Regions from separate parts of the Homo sapiens genome. Here region 1 is linked to region 2. The links are chromatin loops, found by intact Hi-C in ENCODE. Cell type or tissue: endothelial cell of umbilical vein. All regions are shown on one strand. Links, peaks and the distances in the headings refer to the core of each region. The heading gives the core; the rest is flanking DNA.

Region 1 (11,444 bases), core at 1,836-9,835, 350 kb before region 2:
TTGGAATGACATTATATTTGCTAAATTTGTTCAACATACATCAAAACTAGTGCCCTGATACTTTTTCCTGGTAAACCCACTGTTAAAAAGACATGAGATATGAAATCCTTTACAGCTCAGATATTTGCATTTTGACAGGAGTCGAATATCAATTAGATCTTATTATGTTTTAAACAATGGAAACCAACTCTAGCTGATTTTGTGTGTGTGAGACAGAGAACTTTATTGAGATATAACTCCTGTACCAAATAATTCATCTGTTTAAAGTGTGCAATTTTGCATTTTTTTGTACCTTCACAGAGGTGCAAACATAACCATGATCAATTTTAGAATGTGGTTAACTTTTTTAAAAGGGGGAATATGTTGGAAGGATTCAGGAATGTCAAGAAAGGACCGAAAGCCCAAAGAACCAGGCTTGAAACCAGGCAAGATCCAAGGTGCCTCCGTAAAGTGAAGAGATGGCCTCAAAGCTGGAAGAGTCTGACTGGGCAACACTGGTGCAATGACAGTTTTAAATGGCTTCTTATGGTTTTTATTTCTTGCCTAAGATTCAGTGATCTGGGAGAAGCTGTCTCATTGGCTTTTATAACCACCCGACTATACCGAAGCTTCAGGTCACCCACTGTGAGACATTTGAGATAATGTCTTTATTATCTCATGACTATAATGGCTATACTGAAGCTTCAGGTGTGTAAAGTGGGCAATCAGTTTTACTGTGCCATGTAGACTACACACAACATAGGAGAAAGTTGTTCCGCAAAAGGTGATTAGGGTACTATCAGGGCAAGAGATTAGGTACTGAGAGACCCAAATGACAGGTATCTATTACCAAGATTATTGGATATTAATGAAAGGCAAAAAAACCCCATAAAGTAATGGTACAATTTGAGAGTAAAAGGGATATTGTTTCTTGGGGCTCAGGGGGTTAGACACACCTCTTTGTACTTGGAACGTGAATTTCTTGGATTCTAAGTGAAATCAAGTCTTCCATGAGGATCTAATTCTCCATAGAATCACAATGGGCATCATAGATTTTGGCCAATGTGAAATTTTCTTCTTTTTACTTTGATTCTGAGCCTTGTTGAAATGATTACCTCTGAGACAAAATCCCAGGAAAACTGCAGCACAATTTGTAACTCTTTGTCACCATTAGAAGAGCAGAAAGTAGGCAGCAATCCAAAAGACTCCTTCTTGTCATCAGACATTTTTGACCATCTTTCATGGTTATTGCAAAATAGACACCCAACTGGGTGGAAGTTGGCATTAAGTACTTCTACGGTCCCTTCAACTCTGAGACTCTGTGATTTCTTAACCTTTTTAGTGAATTATTATGTGTGCAGGGAAACTCCACAAGGAGTCACTAGATATCTATGAGAACTTTGCAAAACTTCAAAAAATAACTTTTTAAATGTGCAAATAGCACTACAACACAAAATAAAATTTTCAACAATGGTCAAATGAAACTTTAAATCCCATATTTAAATTTCTATAATTAAAGTGCAGGAAATATGTTTGGATGAAAATCTTTTTTGTTTTCTTCCAAATCAGTAGACATGAGTCTCCTAGGATTTTGACACTTTCTTTCAAAGCATTTGTTTTGACATCTGTGAAGATATACTAGATTCCCTTATAAACGTGATCACAAATAAACCTAAACACTCAAAGCAAAGTTTAAACCAGTCCCTCAAAATGAAACAACAGGATGTTTATTTTCATCTTATATAATTATTTATTCCCAGGTTTATTCAAAAGACATTTGAGATAATGTCTTTATTTTAATAAAAATACAGACACTTCTGGTTCTAGATCCTTGAGGAATCGCCACACTGTCTCCCACAATGGTTGAACTAATTTACACTCCCACCAACAGTGTAAAAGTGTTCCTATTTCTCCACATCCTCTCCAGCATCTGTTGTTTCTTGACTTTTCAATGATTACCATTCTAACTGGCGTGAGATAATATCTCACGGTGGCTTTGTTTTGCATTTCTCTAATGACCGGTGATGATGAGCTTTTTTTCATACATTTGTTGGCCGCGTAAATGTCTTCTTTTGAGAAGTGTCTGTTCATATCCTTCGCCCACCTTTGATGGGGTTGTTTTTCTCTTGTAAATTTGTTCAAGTTCCTTGTAGATTCTGTATATTAGCCCTTTGTCAGATGGATAGATTGCAAAAATGTTCTCCCATTCTGTAGGTTGCCTGTTCACTCTGAAGATAGTTTCTTTTGCTGTGCAGAAGCTCTGTAGTTTAATTAGATCCCATTTGTCAATTTTGGCTTTTGTTGCAATTGCTTTTGATGTTTTAGTCATGAAGTCTTTGTCCATGCCTATGTCCTGAATGGTATTGCCTAGGTTTTCTTTCTAGGGTTTTTATGGTTTTAGGTCTTAGGTTTAAGTCTTTAATCCATCTTGAGTTAATTTTTGTATAAGGCGTAAGGAAGGGGTCCAGTTTCAGTTTTCTGCATATGCCTAGTCAGTTTTCCCAACACCATTTATTAAATAGGGGAAATTGACCCAGCAATCCCATTACTGGGAATATACCCAAAGGATTATAAATCATTCTACTATAAAGACACATGCACACATAGCTTTATGGTAGCACTATTCACAATGGCAAAGACTCGGAACCAACCCAAATGTCCATCAATGATAGACTGGATGAAGAAAATGTGGCACATATACATCATGGAATACTATGCAGCCATAAAAAAGGATGAGTTCATGTCCTTTGCAGGGACATGGATGAAGCTGGAAACCATCATTCTCAGCCAACTAACACAGAAACAGAAAACCAAAGACCGCATGCTCTCGCTTATAAGTGGGAGTTGAACAATAAGAACATATGGGCACAGGGAGGGAAACATCACACACTGGGGCCTGTCAAGGGGTGGGAGGCAGGGGAGGGATAGAATTAGGAGAAATATCTAATGTAGATGACGGGTTGATGGGTGCAGCAAACCACCGTGGCACATGTATACCTATGTAAGGAACCTGCACGTTCTGCACATGTATCCCAGAACTTAAAGCATAATAATAATAATAAACTATTTGGCAAAAAAAGATACAGACTTTAATAGGAAAATGATGCAAATAGTAAGAATGATGCAAGCAGAAACATGCTTTTATGTTGAATATTCATTAAGTATTGCTTTTAATGCATAAATATCAGTTGTTTTCTACTGTTTCAGTCTGTCCTACTATTGCCCTGGCTAAAATGAGCAAAAGTAATTGTTTACTATTTAAGAACATTGACATGAATATGCCATGAATTTCAAGACTGTCTTGATGAAACTTGTGAGACAGGGGAAGTGTCAACTGTCCTAGGTAGACATCTCTGGTTCTTTGTGTTGGTTGCAGAGTACAGTGCCCCATTAAACAGGTGTGTTTTCTTGGCCAAGCCCTAAGCCCGATATCAGATTTACTCATCCTCTGTCCCACCGTTTTGGGGCCCTGACAAATTGTCAAAAATAATGCCTGATAATATCTTAATAGTTCTTCTTAACACTCTCTCTCCCCTCCCGAAGGATATGTCCACATTTAACTAGAGCCCACCAAGGAAAAGCCTGTTCTTTAGGAGCTGGCACTGCACTGTTCTTCTGGATACCTGTCCAGTGTTTGTTTGCATAACACCAACTCCAATGGTGTTACAGTGGCTGTTATGGTGGGACATTAAAGATGATAGTTTTCGGCAAGCAGAACTCTATGGTGCTGTTCGTAATCATTCATACATGCATAAGTGATTAAGTACCTCCTATGTGTCAGACACTGTGCTGGGCACTGGAGGTATAAAAATTAATAGAAATTTGAAACTTGTCTTTGAAGACACATGGTGGAGGCAGGAGGTAAATCATGCTTTACAGCAAAGTGATAAGAACCACGACAGAGGCACATATGGGAGCACTGAGGAAGACTCTCCAGAGGAGATATATTATATCTGTGTTTTGAAAGAAGAATGAGAGTTTGGCTAAGTGGAAAGAACTTCTACACAGAAGAAGCCTACGCAGAAGGGTTGAAGCAGAAAATCACTGAAGTTAAAAATTAATTTGGGAATCTACATGCTACCTCGGTGGAGATATAACAGTTAAGATCAAGAGCCAGGCTTCCTGGGTTCACATCCTAATACTTATTAATTGTAAATGATAGGAACTGTGGATGATGAGATTGTTTGATTTGTCCGTCCCTCAGTGTCTCCATATGTAAAATGGGAGGAATATTAGTAGAGTAATATCTACCCCATAGATTTGTTTGGCTAACCATAAAAATGTTCAGCCCATAGGAAGATTCCTTTTGTGTTCACTGTGATAGTCTCACTGTGGCTGAGCACAGAAGGTGGGAAAGGCAGGGTTGAGACATGAAGAGGTTAGCAGGAACCAGGAAATAAAGGGCCTGCTGGGCTGGGCTGCAAAGCTTGGCCATCCACCCTGAGGGGATAGCCTTTGTGGATTTTCCATTATAGAGTCATGTGGGCAACTGCTTCTCCAATTATAAATGAGGGGTTCATGGAAAATCAGATCTGAATCCAGAGCACACGTGCACTCTGAGGATACTAGAATGTGCTTACTAGGTGCCTGGACAATCCTTAGCTTGATTTAATCTTTTCAATGTTGTAAACAGATGTCTTCAGGAAAATTGTGTTATATGTGCTCCAAAACTTAGGTTGGAAAGAAACACAAGGCGCAAACGCTTTAGTCCAGATGAATGGATATGTGAAGTGGGTAAAGTGACTCAGGCAATCTATCATCCTCTAATTACTAAGCTTATAAAATGTATGCTTTGGAAATGTTTTGAAGTGTCTGCAAAATGCATTCCAGAAAAGTCATCAGAGTGTGTAGTACCATTTCCTGGGTACTAATAAAATACACTCTCTCTCATTAATGCCCTATTAATAATCACTTCAGCCATCAATACCTTATTATTAATTGACTTATTAGAGAAGGCAAAAGAAAAAATACAACTGGCAACCCTCAATTTTGGAGCTTAAATTTCAAGTAATGTTTGTAACACATTAAATCTTGTGTGCATTACAAAATATTTTATAAAAATTGGGTCATGAAGTACATTCTATTTTTAACATGCCTTTCTTTTCACTTAACACTGCACAGTGAGCACTTTTCCACATGACTGCATATTCTCCTATATGTTCAATTTTAATGGCTGCATATAGTTTTATCATCCAGCTGTAACACAGATTTTTTTTTAAATTCTTCGACATTTATGTGGATTCTAAAATTTTACTGTTATAAAATAGTATAAAAACTAAATTCGCGTAGCTAAATTTTTGCCCGGGTCTATGATTTTTTTTTCTTTCAGAATAATTCAAAGTGAGCATTTCTCAAGTCTTAAAAGGCCCTGATTTAATTGCAGCTGTTGGTCAGGCCTGGGTGCTCCCTGAGCCCTCCTCAGAGATGAGGTGCCTTGAGTGTGATACTGCAGGGCTTCTTACAGGCTACTTGACAACAGCCAGGTTCACTCTTACCCACAATGGGAAGAGAGTGGTTTCCCTGAAGGATCACGCAGTTCTGTGTAAATGATATGGCAAGCTACTCCCTGCCGTTCCAGGGCTGGGGTGCAGGGACCTCAGAGAAGGCGGTTTTGAAGGATTCCACTTTGAGCACAATCTGGCTCTGCAGCCAGGCCTCTCAGCACTCATGAATTTCCATTTTAAAACAACAACTGCTCTTTGAATTGAAATTCTATAGCCAGAGAATAAGAACAAAATGAAAGCCTTTATCCTTAATGAAGGTTTATGACAATAAGGTGATTTTGAGTATTTCTTAATATTATTATGTGTTCAATGGAAAATCATTTTGTTTTCTTTGGTAGAACATAAATAATTAAAAATAATTTTTCCCAAACCAAATGCAAATACTTAGATATCTGAGGGGAAAGAAACAAAAACAATAACAAATGATCCAAGTGATCCAGAGCTCTTCCATTTTAATCTTCACACTTTCCTTTGAGGAAAATACTTTTATGTATAATCTATAAGTAAAGATTCATTTATATGTTTATAAACCACATCAGACATGTTGAAACAATAAAACAAAACATGTTTTTGTTCTTATATAATTTTTATAATTGTCAAAGAAAGTATAAGGAAAAAGTCACCTGTAATTGCATCACCCAGTGGTTATCTCATTGTATTCATTTCTTCAACCGTTTTCTTACATTTAGCTTGATTTAAAAACAACTATTATAACCATTTGCTCCTATGAGTATCTTTGTAGCTATATTTTGTTCAAACCTCTATTTATTTCTTGAAAAAGTTGCCCACAGGAAGACTGCATCAATTTGCTCACTCACCAACCATATATAAGAGGTAGTCATATAACTATTAATGGTTTATATCTAGTGAAACTGAAGGCTGCAAACGTCAAAATGGTTCCAACATTAGTGTCAGTAAATAAGGGTTGGACATGAATCCTTGCTTCCTTCCAGTTTATTCTGTTGCGCCTCCTAGGAGGAGAATGACCAGATTCGCTGACATTTGGGGCCAGGAGTGGTGGGGAGAACGTCTGAGACACACGCATAGGGTTTTGTTTTGTTTTGTTTTTTGTTTCAGGAAGCAGTCAGTTGCCCAAAGAACAATAGTTAGGAAACCAAGCCCTCAGAGGACCGCATTAACTTGTGCAGTAACAAGTTCAGGGACGCTGGGTGTCTCAGCTGTTCAATAACAAGAGAGGGGCAGAAAGGAAGGTTGCCATGGTGATGGCTTGCCGCACGTGCCGCATGGGGGTGGGGGCGGAGGTGACTTTCTGCAGAGCTAAATGAAGCTGTGGAAGTCGCCTCTCCTTGGCCTTGGGATGCGGCCCAAATTTGAGGCGTCTCGGCCGCTGCCTGGAGCCGGGCTGGAAGCACACTGGATCCCTTGGGGAAGGCAGGCTGCCCTTAGCATACAGAAACCCCCTCCTGGCAGCCATTTTATCGCATCTCTTATTCTTTGGCTTCTTCCCGGCTCAGGCCTCAGTGAAGCCCAGTTCACTCCAGGGTCTGCGGCGGGAGGCGGGCGCGCCCCACAGTGCGGGCTCGCCACGCGGTCCCTTGGCCTTCCCCATCTTACTTGCAGCTTCGCGCCGGGAAGGGTTGGTTTTCGTGGTGGTTTGATGTTGGGAGGGGAAATGGAAATTAAATTCCCGGCAGACTGGGTTGCGATCTCACATCTTGATCCTACTGCGGGTGCGTAAAGAAAACGGAGACGCAGATGTGATTCGTAAGTGAAGGCTGTAGTCTTGGCGCACTTGGCAAAGGCTTTTTATTTCATACATTATTTGTATTCTGCCGCAGTGATTTCGGAGGCAAAGCAGACGCGCACTAGCCTGGAATTAAGACACGTATTCACACATTGGTTAAGGACGCCAAGCAGATACTAATCCGTGGTGTTTTCACAGAAAAGAGAAAATGCACAGGCAGCACATGTCTTTCTATTTCACTCCGCTGCAGTGGGGAGATGCAAGGCAGGGCCTGAGTAATAGTATGCTTGATTAAATTCGGTCGCATTGCCTGCTTTAGGCATTTCATTTTTCCACCTGATGGATGGGGTGACACTAAACTGTGGCATTTTCTTTGTCTGCACTGTGTTTTGTATGTGCTACATGGCATGCAGTTTAGTGCAGAACTGGTTTTTTTGACAACTGGAAATAGTAACTTCTGTAATTACTGTACAGTGATGTAATCCAATGAAAAATCTTTTGGGTGGGGGGAAGAACTTAGGCAGAAAAGATTGTTAAAGGCAGTGATGATGGGATTTGGAGGTATAAAAAGGATGACAAAGCAGAAATAACTTCACTGCCCTCAAGCTAGGAGCAAAGTTCATTTATAATTCTCATAGTTACAGAAACTAAAAGCTAAAAAATGGTTCCGTGAGACAAAATCTTTTCTAACATTGCCTTTTCACAGTTGGAGAAATAAAGATTTGAAGAGGTAAAGAATTAACTTACCAAGGTCACAAAGCCGTAGGAATACAGACCTGCTTTTCTGGTTTAACTACGCTAAGTCAAAAAAAGCGAGATATGGAATTAACTGCATTGAAAAATGAATGATTCTCAAACTTTTTATCTCAGCCTCCTTCACACTCTCAATTATTGAGGACCCTAAGGGCTTTCGTTTTTGTGAACTGTATCTATCACTGTTTATCATGCTAAAATGCAAAATTTGGAATAAAAATACTTATTAATTCATTTTAAAATAGCAATAAAACATTAGATGATAACCCAAATAACTCATTTTTATGAAGAAGAAAATTAATGAGAAGGGATACATAGATTTCCATTTTTTGAAAATTAGTGTGGAGCTTATAGTTCGAGTCTCATCTCTGCTTCTGCATTCAATCTGTTTTAATGTGTTGCTTTGATTAACATACATGAAGAAATCTAGCCACTCATACCAAAAGAGAGGACCTGGTACCAGAAAGAGTCTTGAGAACTCTCAATAAGAGGTGTGCTGCTCCACTTGTGGAGAGTGTTTTAATAACCAGTTCATCATTGAAGAGAAAGCCCACTTTGTAGCACTGCCAATTTCTCTGGTGTAAATACTCCCAACATGGCTGGTAATGCAAAGTTGGGAAAAGACAGGCAGTAGCACATTATTCTATAGTATTTCTACCATACAAATACAACAGCTAGAAATAACCACAAGAGCCTAACAAGATTGTAATAAAATGTAGTAAAATGATTAGGAAATGATGGGTTGTGAATATTTATTATCTTTACGTTAATATAATTTGTTTAATTGACGTTTTTATAATATACTTTTTAATAATGATTATGTTTAAGGACTGACTCACAAAATTCTTTAAAATTTGACAGTGAGGACTGCTGAGTCAAATGGTATTTCTGGTTCTAGATCCTTCAGGAATCGCCACACTGTCTTCCACAATGGTTGAATTAATTTACATTCCCACCAACAGTGTAAAAGCATTCCTCTTTCTTCACAGCCTCGCCAGTATCTGTTGTTTCTATATTTTTAAATAATCGCCATTCTGATTTGTGTGAAGTGGTATCTCATTGTGGTTTTCATTTGCATTTCCTTAATGATCAGTGAAGTTGAGTATTTTTTCATGTTTGTTGGCCATATACATGTCTTCTTTTGAGAAATGTCTGTTCATGTCCTTTGCCCACTTTTTGAAAGGTTTGTTTTTTTTTCTTGTAAATTTGTTTAAGTTCCTTGTAGATTCTGGATATTAGAATAAAAATTATTCTATTATAAAGGTACATGCATGTGTATGTTCATTGTAGCACTATTCACAATAGCAAAGACATGGAATCAACCTAATTGCCCATCAATGATAGACTGGATAAAGAAAATGTGGTACATGTTTATGATGGAATACTATGCAGCCATAAAAAGCAACAAGATCATGTCTTTTGCTGGGACATGGATGGAGCTGGAAGCCATTATCCTCAGCAAACTAACACAGGAACAGAAAACCAAACACCACATGTTCTCACTCATAAGTGGGAGCTGAACAATGAGAACACATGGACACAGGAAGGGGAACAACACACACTGGTGCCTGCTGGGGGTTGGGGGAGGGAGAGCATCAGGATAAATAGCTAATGCATGTGGGGCTTAATATCGAGGTGATGGGTTGATAGGTACAGCAAACCACCATGGCACATGTTTACCTATGTAACAGACATGCACATCCTGCACATACATCTCAGAACTTAAAATAAAATAAAATACACACTTTGGGAGGCCAAGGTGGGCAGATCATGAGGTCAGGAGATTGAGACCATCCTGGCTAACAGGGTGAAACCCCATCTCTACTAAAAATACACAAAAAAAATAAAATTAGCCTGGTGTGGTGGCGGGTACCTGTAGTTCCAGCTACTCGGTAGGCTGAGGCAGGAGAATGGCGTGAACTCGGGACGCGGAGCTTGCAGTGAGCCTAGATTGCGCCACTGCACTCCAGCCTGGGCGGCAGAATGAGACTCTGTCTCAAAAAAATAAAATAAAATAAAATAAAATAAAATAAAATAAAATAAAATAAAATAAAATAAAATAAAATAAAATAAAATAAAATAAAAAAATAATAATAATAAATAAAATTTGACAGTGGGTCCTCAAGAGATGTCAGAAGCTGCTCCAGCACACCACTACCTCCAGGGATCCTCAAACCATAATGGGACAACCAGTGTATGAAGTTAATTCAACAAAAATTATTAAGCACTTAGTTTGTGCTAATGTGTGGATAATACATGTATTGAAATACAGAAATAAAAGAGTAATATCAAGGGTGGGGAAAAATAACTACAAAATGCAATAATTTGTGCTTAGTCCATTCAGGCTGTTATAAGAAAATACCATAAATGGGGTGGCTTATAAACAAACATCCATTTCTCACAGTTTTGGAGGCTGGGAAGTCCAGGATCAAAGCACCAGCAGATGCAGTGTCCGGTGAGGGCCCCTTTTCTGGCTCATAGGTGGCAACTGTTTGCTGTGTCCTTCACATGGTGGAAGGTGCAAGACAGCTTTCGGAGACCTCTTTTTTTTTGAGACAGAGTCTTGCTCTGGAGTGCAGTGGTACCATCTTGTAGCATCTGCTATATGCTATGATTTCACCCCAACCTTCATCTGAGGCCTCTTTTACAAGGGCATTAATCCCATCATGAAGGTTTTTCCCTCATGACCTAATCACCTCCCAAGGTCCTACTTCCTAATACTATCACATTGGTGATTAGGTTTGAACACATGAATTTTGGGGGAACACATTCAGACAGTAGCAATTAGGATACTTTAAACCTTCCATTATTAACTCAGTTTAAGTTAGTTATCCGGCTTCTTTATTGCTTTCCTAAGCACACCCCTCCCTCCAAATGATAATGTGTTTGTTTTCTCTAGACGTTACCATTTTATATTTTGTAGTAGGGCTGTAGGCTAAGCCAATATTTTCATCTGACAGCAGTGATCTGGATGTAACATCTCTCTAAAGGTAAAATATTATCATCTTTACAAACAGAAGTACGTAAACCTCCAGGATTTACGAATTTAAGCTTCTGTGCTACAGACCGCAGGATTTGTTTGGTCTTCAGCACAAGCATATTGTTTCCAGATTAGAGGGGCCATACTCATGGTGAATGCTTGAAATATGTACTGACATTGTGGAAAATTAGTCATTCAATGATTATTTATTGATCCTCTGCTATATGCTAGAAGCTGGGGAGCTTACCACCCTAAGTAGCTACTCAGTGCTTAAAGCCAACACTGATCATGGGTGTTTCCCTGGGCATTGGAATTGGTGTGAAATAGGTATTGCCCTGAGCACTGTGATGGCAAAGTGTAGGAGGCACAGTGCCCTTTTTTATTATATTCTACAACTACTCAGCAATGTTTCATGTGCACACTCCCATGAACATATTCTTTAGTGATGATTTGAGTCACATTTGCTCTGGTTGCTGCCTTGCAACATTTGAAATGATTTGGAAATAAAACATTTTTATTTGTT
Region 2 (11,444 bases), core at 1,729-9,728:
GGACGTGGCTCATGCCTGTAATCCAAGCACTTTGGAAGGCTGAGGCAGGTGGATCACGAGGTCAGGAGATCGAGACCATCCTGGCCAACATGGAGAAACCCCGTCTCTACTAAAAATACAAAAATCAGCCAGACGTGGCGGCATGCACTTGTAGTCCCAGCTACTCAGAAGCCAGAGGCAGGAGAATTGCTTGAACCTGGGAGGCAGAGGCTGCAGTGAGCCGAAATCGTGCCACTGCACTCCAGCCTGGGCAACAGAGCAGAACCACCTTGGACCATATGTGTCTGAGACCTACCACTGTCTCTCTTTCTGGGCAACAGAGCAAGACTCTGTCTCAAAAAAAAAAAAAAAAAAAGATTGTAAGATTTTTCTATTAGTAGCAGAAACCAATCAAGCAGTAGTTACTTAAAGAAGGTAAAAGATTGCTTCTTCATCATAAAATTCCAGAGTGGTTTGATGACTCTGCTCCTTGAAGTCCCCACAGACTCAGTTACTCCAGCTCAATACTTTGCCATCACTGGTGGTAGGTCTCAGACACATATGGTCCAAGGTGGTTCTGTGTCTCAGGCAAAAAAATGGAGAAAAAGATGGCTTTTATAAGGAATAGAATGTTTTTCTGATGAAATGTATTGATTTGGAAACAGCTTAATCCTAGATTCAGGATTAAATTCAATCAGCCTTCTATGTCTGTAAATTTCAAAAAGTATGATAAAGTAAATGTGGTTCATAAATTTTAAAAAGATAATCACAGCATCTTGACCATTTACAAAGCAAAGCATTCTGAATTAGGGCATTTGACCTCATAACATCCCCCCAGACTAGATAGATTAAGAGGTGAGAACCTGAGAAAAAAAGCAGATCAGAGTAGAGGCAGACAATTTGCTTAATTACTGCAGCAAAACCGGAAGTTGCAGAGTGGCAGAGTCTGCTGTCCTTTGGCAAACAAGGGACAGCCCACACACACTACAGACATCCTGTGGTCCACACTCTATGGTCACTTAGCAACCAAGAGGAGATTTCTTTGTATTCTGAGCTATTCACTGAGGTGGGGATGGGGGGTCTCCTAGAAGGCCCTTCAGAACTAGGCCACGTGGAGAGTTAGATTAAATGAAACTCAAGGGTATTATGGCTTTTCTCACAGAATATCTATTTCCTGACATGTTCCCGCCTCTGCTACTGAAGCAGGTCATGTATGAGTGCAGCTGCCACTCAGCCTGATTCAGACTTTTCATTCACAGGTTTAATTAAAATTTCTAGCAAGCACCATCTATCATTTCTCTTTTGTAATTTTTCTCTCTGAGAGAAACAAGTTCAGTGCTCATGATCTCTTGCATGGTTATGGTGCCTTTCTTTCTATAGGAAGAGATTAGTAACCTCTTTAACAACTTATAGATTTTCACTGGGAACCTTGATTGAAAGAAAATCATAATTGTTAGTCTGTGTTTGGAGCTAAAGATAATGTGGGTAAACTCCCTGAGGTTTATTATGGTACTCGGTGTAACACATTATAAGGTCCAAAAAATATTATATTTTTTGGAATTGTTTTTTATGATACTGTAATGTAACAAAGCAGTTCCCCTCTAGGACTGTCTAGATCCCTGGGTCTTGTGCTTATAAAAATTGGGATTCATAGGCTAATTTCAGTGTTTTAGAAAGACAATGGAACTTGAACCTTTACCAATGGCTATGTTGCATGGACTCACCAGATACCATGCTTTCGGCCAAATTAATATAAAAATTGTTTCTTTATACTAATCAGTTGATGGTCTGCATTTCATGTATATGTTTTTTATTAGTTAAAATGGGGACCAAGTTATTTACTAATGAATAACATTTGCTGATAAAGTCTTTCAGCACTGTGTGTGTGAAAAATAATGCAAATATTGGAAGGAATTGTAAGATGGAACCCTGGTACTGACTGTTTTGTCACTTTGAGTAAGTTATGCAACTATTGTGGGAATGAATTCCCTCATCTATATAAAGGGGATTAATAGTATTAATTAGACAGATTTGTTGTGAGAGCTAGAGAGGACAGCCTCTTAATGATGGAGAGTTATCATCAGCAACAGAAGCAGTAGTAGCATCATTATCATTATTTTTCTTTCGAAACCAGAAGTTTAAAAGAAAAATAAAGTTAAGGGGTTCCTTAGTTGTGAACCAATTGGAAAGTACTGTGTTTTTTCTTTCTTTTTCAACTTTTATTTTAGAATCAGAGAGTATATGTGTAGGTTTGTTACAAAGCTATATTGCCCAGTGCTGAGGTTGGGGTATGACTTGAACCCATCATCCAGGTAGTAAGCATAGTATCCAACAGGGAGTTTTTCAGCTCTTGCCCCCACATCCTTTTCCCCTCTAGTAGTCCCCAGTGTCTATTGTTCTCATCTTTATGTCCACATGTACCCAGAATTTAGCTCTCCCTTATAAGTGAGAAAATACAGTACGTTGTTTTCTATTCCTGTGTTAGTTAGGTTAGGGTAATGGCCTCCAGCTGCATCCATGTTGCTGCAAAAAAAAAAAAAATAATAATAATAATGTGATTTTGTTCTTTTTTTTTTTTTTTTTTGGCCGTATAGTGTCTACGTACCATGGTATATATGTACCATATTTTCTTTATCCAATCTACAACTGATGGCCACCTAGGTTGATTCCACGTCTTTGCTCTTGTGAATAGTGCTGCAATGAACATACACATGCATGTGTTCCTTTGGTAGAATGATTTATTTTCCTTTAGGTACATACCCAGTCTTGGGATTGCTGGGTCAAATAGTGGTTCAATTCTTAGTTCATTGAGAAATCTCCAAACTGGTCTTTACAGAGGCTGGACTAATTTACATACCTCACCAACAGTGTGTAAATGTCCCCTTTTCTCTGCAGGCTTGCCAACGTCCTTTTCTTTTTGACATAACAAAGCCATTCTGACTGGTACAAGATAGCATCTCATTGTGGCTTTGATTTGTATTTCTCTGATGATTAGTGATGATGAGCATTTTTTCATGTTTGTTAGCCATTGTTTGTCTTCTTTTGAGAGGTGTCTATTCATGTCTTTTGTTCACTTTTTAATGGGGCTATTTGTTTTTTGCCTGTTGAATTCTTTAAGTTCTTTATAGATTCTGGATATCACACTTTTATCAGAGGCATAACTTGTGAATGTTTTCTCCCATTCTGTAGCATGTCTGTTTACTTCCTTGATAGTTTCTCTTCTTTCGTAGAAGCTCTTTAGTTTAATTTGGTTCCACTTATCAATTTTCGCTTTTATTGCAATGCTCTTGAGGACTTAGCCATAATTTCTTTGCAAAGGCTCCTTATGACTTGCCATATGCTTTTCGTTCCTGTTACCCCACTCCCCAGGCCAAGTTTTCCAGTGACTTTTGAAGTAGTTTGTACAACTGCATAGGGCCTCACTCTGGCCCTTTAAGGATCCCACTTACTTACTTTTTTTGAGTTAGCACCCCTTTGGGAGGAGGGGAAATTCTTCCTTTGCCATTTGTGAGTTTTTACTCCAATCCCCATGTCAAGAAGGATATTTCCTAGGTTTTCTTGTAGGATTTTTACAGTTTGAGACATATTTAAGTCTTTAATCCACCTTGGGTGTTTTTTTGTATATGTGTAAGGAAGGAGTCCAGTTTCGTTCTTCTGTGTATGCTTAGCCAGCCATCCAAGCAGCGTTTATTGAATTAGCGTCTTTTCCCCATTGCTTACTTTTGGCAAGTTTGTCAAAGATCAGTTGATTGTGCGTGTGTGGCTTTATTTCTGTGTTCTCTGTTCTGTTCCATTGGTCTATAGTTCTGTTTCTGTACCAGGACCATGCTGTTTTGGTTACTGTAGCCTTGTAGTATAGTTTGAAGTTGGGTAATATGGTTCCTCTGGCATTGTTCTTTTTGCTTAGGATTGCTTTGGCTATTTGGACTCATTTTGGTTTCATATGAATTTCAGCTTTTTCTATGTGTGTGAAAAATGATTGGTAGTTTGATAGGAATAGTGTTGAATCTGTAAATGGGAAGCAGTGCTGAATGAAGTCAAGACTCAACTGATTCTGTGTTTGTATTTTCTGTTATAAACTATCTTGGGAAAGTAATGATATCATTTAAGGGTTCTGTGTCTTCAACTATGAGAAGGAAAGCTTTGGATTGATGATAGTAAGTTACTAGTAAAGTTAACTAAAGTTCAAGGTACTTTCTAGGTCAGATAGTTCATATTCCTTACCATATACCAACCTCCCCAGGTCTGCTACACATAGTATTGGTTGGCAAGGCATGAATCTTCTGTGACTCTAAATTTCATTATCTGTAGAATGGATATAGAAATAACTGCCTTCCAGGTGATTATACGTTAAGAGCCTGGCATATAATAGTCATTGCTCACAATGTAAATGGTAGCTGCTCACTCAGCCTTTCCCCACAAGCAAGGTTTCATAGGTTTTTTACCATCCTATGCACATTTATTGTATATGCTCCAAGATGACTATGTCGTTCCTCCAATATGAGCCTCAGAATCAAACCCAGTCCTACAAATATGTTCTCATAAGTAGCCTAAATCCTCTGTGTATCTTCCCTCTTCTATTCCTATGTAGAGGCATTCACTTTCATTTCTGAGACATTTCTCCTGTCTCTCTTTCTACCTGGTTTCCCCAACTCATTGTTGCTTTTAACTATAAGATCTGAGGTCATGGTTTAGATTCATTTGAAGACCACTTTGCGTCTTCTGGCATGGCTACAGAAGGTTCCAGTAAACCTGACACAGGCAATCCTGTGGTTAAATTGCAAGGACACCTTCAGTCTTAGAGGACAAAAAGAGGAAAAGGGATAGCAAAAATTCCAGTGTTCCTCCATCACACTAGACATATTCCAAATGTAGAGATTCTGAATGCCAAGAACAGCTTGCTTGGTCTGTGTGAGTCGTGGATGTTTTGTCATCTAAGCCCGATGTACTCTCCCACACTTTGCATCATTACTGAGGGATAAAAAACAAAAACAAAAATCCCCCCATAGCACTCAGAAAGTGCATCTTTATAGTCCGCATGGAAAAAGAAGGTCAGTGGCACAAAGCATTTGATGCCCTACCACCTCCTCTTTTTTCCATTCATCCTGGGTGAAGGAAGAGTGTGTCTTTTCTCCCACTCCTACCTAGCCTGTCTGATTCACTCTGTTGCATTGTCCTCATTGGAAACTGCTTTCCTGGACTCTTGACACATTCTTACTGTATCAGAGCTGTGCTTAACCAGGAAGTGCCAGATGGTACTGAATCACTGGCTGCTTAATATTCAAGAACAATATTACATACAGAACAGAATAATGTATGTGTTGATTAAAGGACTTTGCTGATGTCTTGGGAATCAGGAAATGCCCTTGTCACCTCCACAGCTGTGCCTTGACAATTTATGCAGATTACAAGTTTTGTGGGGGACTCTTTGCTAAGCATGTTTCTACCTTTTTTTTAAACTATATCTTCAGCACTTGGTTTTTTGCTCTAAGCTGCTTGCCATTCAAAGTCCTAGATATATGCTACTTTCGTTGAAAAGATTGTTTTCTAGTGTCCTCTTCCTTGTCGCTCTCTTCAGGATTATAAGTCTATAAGGGAGTATAGGACAAAAACTGTAAACATAGATAGCTGTACTTTTTTCGGGGAACTGGCATTATAATTCTGGAAGATGTCAACATATTGGCACATTCAGAAATTACCTTCATGATGCTATGGACTGTGAGTAATATGTAGTTATCTGAAACAGTTTCTGAACATGAAAGGATATAATAAATTCAAGGCATACTTCTTGGATAAATCCTTCTAAAGGACTTAGTTTTCTAAGGGGAGTTTTGGTTAAAATCCAAAGCAAACCAAGCAGAGAACTACCCTTTTATTGTTCTATCTGTCCACAAACAGATTCTGCTTCTGCGGTATCCACCTCAGAATAGCTTAAAATGTTCTTAATTATGTCCCTTAGTTCTGTTAAAACAATCACAAAGCTTACCAGGCTTTTATTTTTGAAAATAGATTTACATTTACATGAGTTGGATAAAAAAAAATTGTGAAAATGAACTTCATCCGAGCTGTCACCATCAATCTTTATTATTTTTGAAAACAATTGGCCAGATAGAAATACTGGTAAAAATTACTGAGAATGTCTTGAAGTGGGTTTTTGAAGATTAACCAATAAGATCAGCTGCATATCTCATTACCTAACAAGTCCTCCTATGTCCATTAATCTACTTATGTATGGATAGATAAGCGTTTATCCACTTATTCATGCAGAAAGAACTTATCACTGTCCACTATGCAAGGACTGGTTTTCAGTAATAGTAATATAGGATAGTATTAGTAATAAGTCATATCTCAAGACGTGTCTTGAACAATTTGCTGAATTTCTAGAAGATAATCGGCAATGTAGTACAGAAATGATTGTAATTGTATCTACCGTTTACTTCTATGAATGTTGGCCTTGTGTGGAAATAGACAAAAATAGATACCTGTCTCTGACAATGAAGTTACAAAATTGACCACAAAAGTAGATGCAAATGGGTAGGACATTGTCAGTGTTGGTGAGTGCAAACTTGTATCTCCTTCAGTGCTAAATATCACACTGTTAGGTATTTTCAGTTTTATTTTTGAGGACTTTTCAGAAAGAAGTGAGAAAGGCTTCTACTACTTCTTAAAATCTCATTCTCATAGTCACTACCCTATAGATTCTGAACAATGCATATTAGAATCACATGGATAACTTCTAGAAAACTACCTCCATAAGAAATTCTGATTTCATTTGTCTGAAGTGAGGCCTGATAATCCACATCTTAACATGCATCCCAATAATCACTTTCATTTCCCCACATGAATTCTTTTTCTTCACCACCATGAAAATACACAATTGTTCTTAAAACTGATATAATACATTTTTGAGCATTTGTCTATATTTGGTGAGAGAGAATAGATACTAATGAAACAAGATTCCTGCTCTCAAAAAGCTCCCAGACTTGGAGTTTTCTGAAATGTATGACGTAAATCCAGGCTCTGTAGCTATTTATGCTGTGTGACCCTGGACAGGTTGCTCAATCTCTCTGATCCTTGGCAATTAAACTGCAAAGGGAGAAAGCAAATATTTTTCTTCATAAGGTTACTAGAAGCATTAAATGAGATAAAGTGCTCAGTAGAAAGTAATGTTGTTCCTATTATTCAGTATTTATTATCAATTTAATGTGCATAACATACAATTATATGCGATATATGCAGTGCATGTACATATACATAGTTATGTATACATAATTGTTGTGTGTATGTGTGTATACATACACACATACACATTAAATATTTGTTACTTTCACACAGAGAAACATATGTGCTGGAGTGACAAGTAGATTTATTCCGAAAAAAAAAGAAAAAAGAAAAAGAAAAAAGATCAGCTAAATAGTTTTTAGCCCAGTAAAATACATTGGAGTCACTGGTGAGAAGCGTTGGGGGAAAAACACGTTTGCTTCTTTAGTTCTGATAGAATTTAAACAATGCAGCACTGCATTTTTATTCGGGGACAAACCCACGCATTTAATGTGCTGCTGCCACCTAGTGCTTAGATTCAATAACTACTATTTTGCTAGGAGTTTCTTTCAATGTCAGGTATTCAGGGTTGGAAAACAGCTTGGTATCTTGTTAGTTCTTTTGAAAGAGATCTTAAATATGGTTGAGATATGTTTGTGTTAGTTTATTGGTTCGCATTTCTTTTTAAAGTATGTAATTTTGAATAGCTGCTGGCTTAAGTGGAATGGTTTATTGGCTTCTTGCTTGTCATGTAGCTCATCTTTTTGAAAGGTGTCGGAGTGCCTCTGCAACATGAAATGGTGTGCGTTTCCTTAAGTTTGTATTTAAGCAAGATATGCTGCTCTGCAAGTAAAAGGAATGTAGCACTACGTCTGCTCTATTTGCACTGTTATTATGTTATAGTAAAATGTTATATTGTGAGTCTTGCATGTTAATTAAGCTCATGGTAGTAAAAGTGACACCAAAAGGAGAGGCCAAGAGACATGAGAAACAAGAAATTATCACTGAGATTTAGAATATGAAGAAAATATGTTTTTCTTCCTTTGACAGGAAAAGTTTCAGTATGATTTGACTTCTTCATATGAACAATCATATGATATAGAATAGGATTTTTCAAACTCAGGCTCTTGATATTTTGAATGAGATGATTCCTTGTTTGGGGCCTGGGGCTATCCTGTGTATTGTAGGAGATTTCACTGGGTTGCTGGCCTTTACCCATTAGATGCCAGTGTAAGCACTTGTATCCCTGCCCCTACTTGTGAGAACCAAAAAGGTCTGCAGAAATTGTCAAATGTCTCATGGGTTGAGAACCACTGATAGAAAAAGCACACTATAGTAATTACAGATCAAAAGTGATTTTTATATTTTTAATTAATCTAGGGTTTGTACTAATTGGGGACAGAGCTTATGTGATGCTTCATGAATTGCCAGCAAATTCAAGCTATTTAATTACTTATTCCCTCATTTATATATTTGAGAGAGACAACATCGTATAATAGTCAGTAGTATAAGTTTGAATCTCAATTCTGCCACTTACTAAATTTTGTGATTAAATAATTTACTATCTCTATTAATACTAAAATCTAAAATTCCATTTTCTTCAACCATAAACTGGAGATAATTATTGTATTTCCTTCACAAAATAAGTATAAAAATTAAATGAGATATTGCATTTAAAGTCCATATCACAGTGTCTACCAATTAGGTAATTACTCAGTAATTATTAATTATCATTTAATAGATATTTTAAATCCCTCTATGTGCCAGGAATTGTGGCAATCACTAGGGAAATACTGATGATTTACCTATAATTTCCCAAAGTAGATCAATGTAGTGGGAAAAGAATTCAAATATAATTATATATATAATTATCTTGATCATTACTGTAATAGAGAAGAAGTACAAGATCCTATGCCATGTCATTGTTATCAGGATTGACACTAATTTGATGGAGATACTTTTGGGAATCAATTGCTAGTCAGTAGTTAATTGGCTGAAGTAGAAAAAGTTCAATTTCCTGGGGCAGTATGCCTAGATTTCATATATATATATATATATATATACACACACACACACACACACACACACACAAACACACACACACACATAGGCATACATACACATATACACATATATATGTACATATATATGTGTGTGTGTGTATGTGTGTGTATCTCATATGAGATATATATATATATATATATATATATATATTCTTTTTTTTTTTTTTTTTTTTTTGAGGCAGAGTCTTGCTCTGTCGCCCAGGCTGAAGTGCAGTGGCGTGATCTCGGCTCACTGCAAGCTCCACCTACCGGGTTCACGCCATTCTCCTGCCTCAGCCTCCCGAGTAGCTGGGACTACAGGCGCCCGCCACCATACCCGGCTAGTTTTTTTGTATTTTTTTTAGTAGAGACGGGGTTTCACCGCGTTAACCAGAATGGTCGCGATCTCCTGACCTCATGATCCGCCCGCCTTGGCCTCCCAAAGTCCCGGGATTAGAGGCGTGAGCCACCGCGCCCGGCCATGATATGTATTTTTAATGTAGTCTTTGAAACTAGCAGAAAAGAAATATATATCTCTCTATATAGAGAGATATACGGATATATATTTTACTTCAGAATGCTGACCGAGTTATAAAACAAGTAAATGGTTCCTTATAACACATTAGCTATGAGAAAGTATGTTTATTTTTCTAACATGGTATGATACATAAACATGGCTCTCCGGGTCTGTTCTGGAAGTCATTAGAAAGAGACAACATATTTGGTAAGCACATTTTCCTTCTGTCTCCCTTTTCTCCTCTGTTAAATGGGTTATGTGTACCCCTACCTACTCTACCTACCTAACACATGTTACAGCCAATGGCATGATCTCCATCTGTGAATCAGCAGTGCATCCCGGAAAAAAGAGAGCAAAAATCTGGTGGGAAATTGGATGAGAGTGAGGTAATTGGAACACTGAGAGAAGGATTCTAACATCCACACCACCCCTGGTGCAGTCAACCCTCTTTAGCCTGGACCACTGCAATAGCGTTCAGACGGGCCTCTCCTATCCCTCTCGCATTTGTGTATAACAAACCTGCACGTTGTGCACATGTACCCTAAAACTTAAAGTATAATAAAAAAAATAGTGAACTACTCAGTGCTGTGTACAGAGCCATGCTGCTTTACATTTCTGTCCCTCTGCACCTGATTTCCCTCAGATGGAAAGCATTTTTATACTTTTTCATCCAACAATGTCCTACTTTTCTTTGATGCTCATATCATTTCCTCCAATGAGGACACTTTCACAAAACCTATTGCCCTCAAAGACTCGGCTGAAAGTATCCTCAATGTTTTCTTCTTCTCTATTTTTTTTTTTTTTTTTTTGACAGAGTCTCGCTCAGTCACCAGGTTATTTTTGGTAGAGACAGGGTTTCACCATGTTGGCCAGGCTGGTCTCGAAGTCCTGCCCTCAAGTGATCCGCCCATCTTGGCCTCCCAAAGTGCTGGGATTACAGGCGTGAGCCACCACACCCAGCTTTCAGTATGTTTTCTTAGCATCCTTTATTAGAATAAGCTTAACAAAGATATATTATTAAATATAGATAGATAATATAGATTATTAAAATTGCATTGTAATAAGAAATTTGAAATGTAGCATATGCAGAGAAGACCTGTTTTTTGCTTCAGAGTGTCAAAGATAATTGGGAAATAAAACAGCTATATAAATGGACATCAGAGGAGAAATAAAAATAACACTGAGAGCATAGATAACAAAACCACAAAGGTGAAGAAATTCTAGCAAAAATAGCTGCTATCAGAGATCAAATACTCAAAATGAAAAAGAATAGATTAGGCAAGATTAAATCCCCTTCCTGAAGACCTGTTTGGGTAATGGATAGACAGAGAAGAAAAAAATGGTAAATTTGAGATTTGAGAATGAATTTATGGTGAAGATACTGAGTGACTGGATAATGGAATTTCTTGTGAAACTGAGTTAAAGATCTAGAAAAGGTGTAGAGGGGATGGGGGTGTCTCTAAATGGAGAAATAGACAAAAATAAAATATAAAGGGAGAGGCAAGCCTTTTAGGTGCTGACATCAGACATCAGAGATTACCACCAGGTCCATGGTGTAGATGGATAGCACATCTCAGTTTGCAGGTCTCAGTGCTGAGGTCTTCAAGATCTGACAGACATGCTTTTCGCAACTACTTTTAGAAGTTAATGGGCCAAAGATGGAATATCCATTTCCATTAAAGTGTATGTGTTAATCATAATATACAGGAAAAGAAAGAGGAAAGATCTTAAAATCTGGAGGCCACTAATGTGACTTTAACATTAATTAATTTTCTTTTTCTGATCTCACTATAATAAACTGGCTAGATACTAGGGAGAATGAATCACAAAGTGGCAGAAAAGAGATATGGGTGAACTTAAAAGAT

Evidence for each region. Hi-C counts contacts between places; a loop is a spot of excess contacts. Peaks named below come from ENCODE experiments on the same cell type or tissue, not always from the same donor. Only the 100,000 strongest peaks of a DNase experiment are listed, where the experiment ranks them.
Region 1: it touches region 2 in a loop (6-fold over the local background); 8 of 110 quality-filtered maps call a loop at or near these places.

Annotation. Positions count from the first base shown.
Region 1 is chr11:22,425,764-22,437,207 of GRCh38, forward strand. No RefSeq gene overlaps it. Among named protein-coding and RNA genes, the nearest start is that of LINC01495, 61 kb to the right of the region's middle. In endothelial cell of umbilical vein, for the core only: no CTCF peak of the experiment used is centred there; DNase peaks (open chromatin) are centred at 6,708 and 7,268; H3K4me3 peaks cover 1,188 bases; H3K27ac peaks cover 804 bases.
Region 2 is chr11:22,780,222-22,791,665 of GRCh38, forward strand. All of the region lies in intron 7 of GAS2 (growth arrest specific 2), which reads left to right. Among named protein-coding and RNA genes, the nearest start is that of LINC02718, 43 kb to the right of the region's middle. RefSeq lists enhancers at 1,001-1,050, 1,081-1,130 and a silencer at 7,382-7,676. In endothelial cell of umbilical vein, for the core only: a CTCF peak has its summit at 7,551 (motif pointing left); DNase peaks (open chromatin) are centred at 5,300 and 7,540; H3K27ac peaks cover 1,444 bases.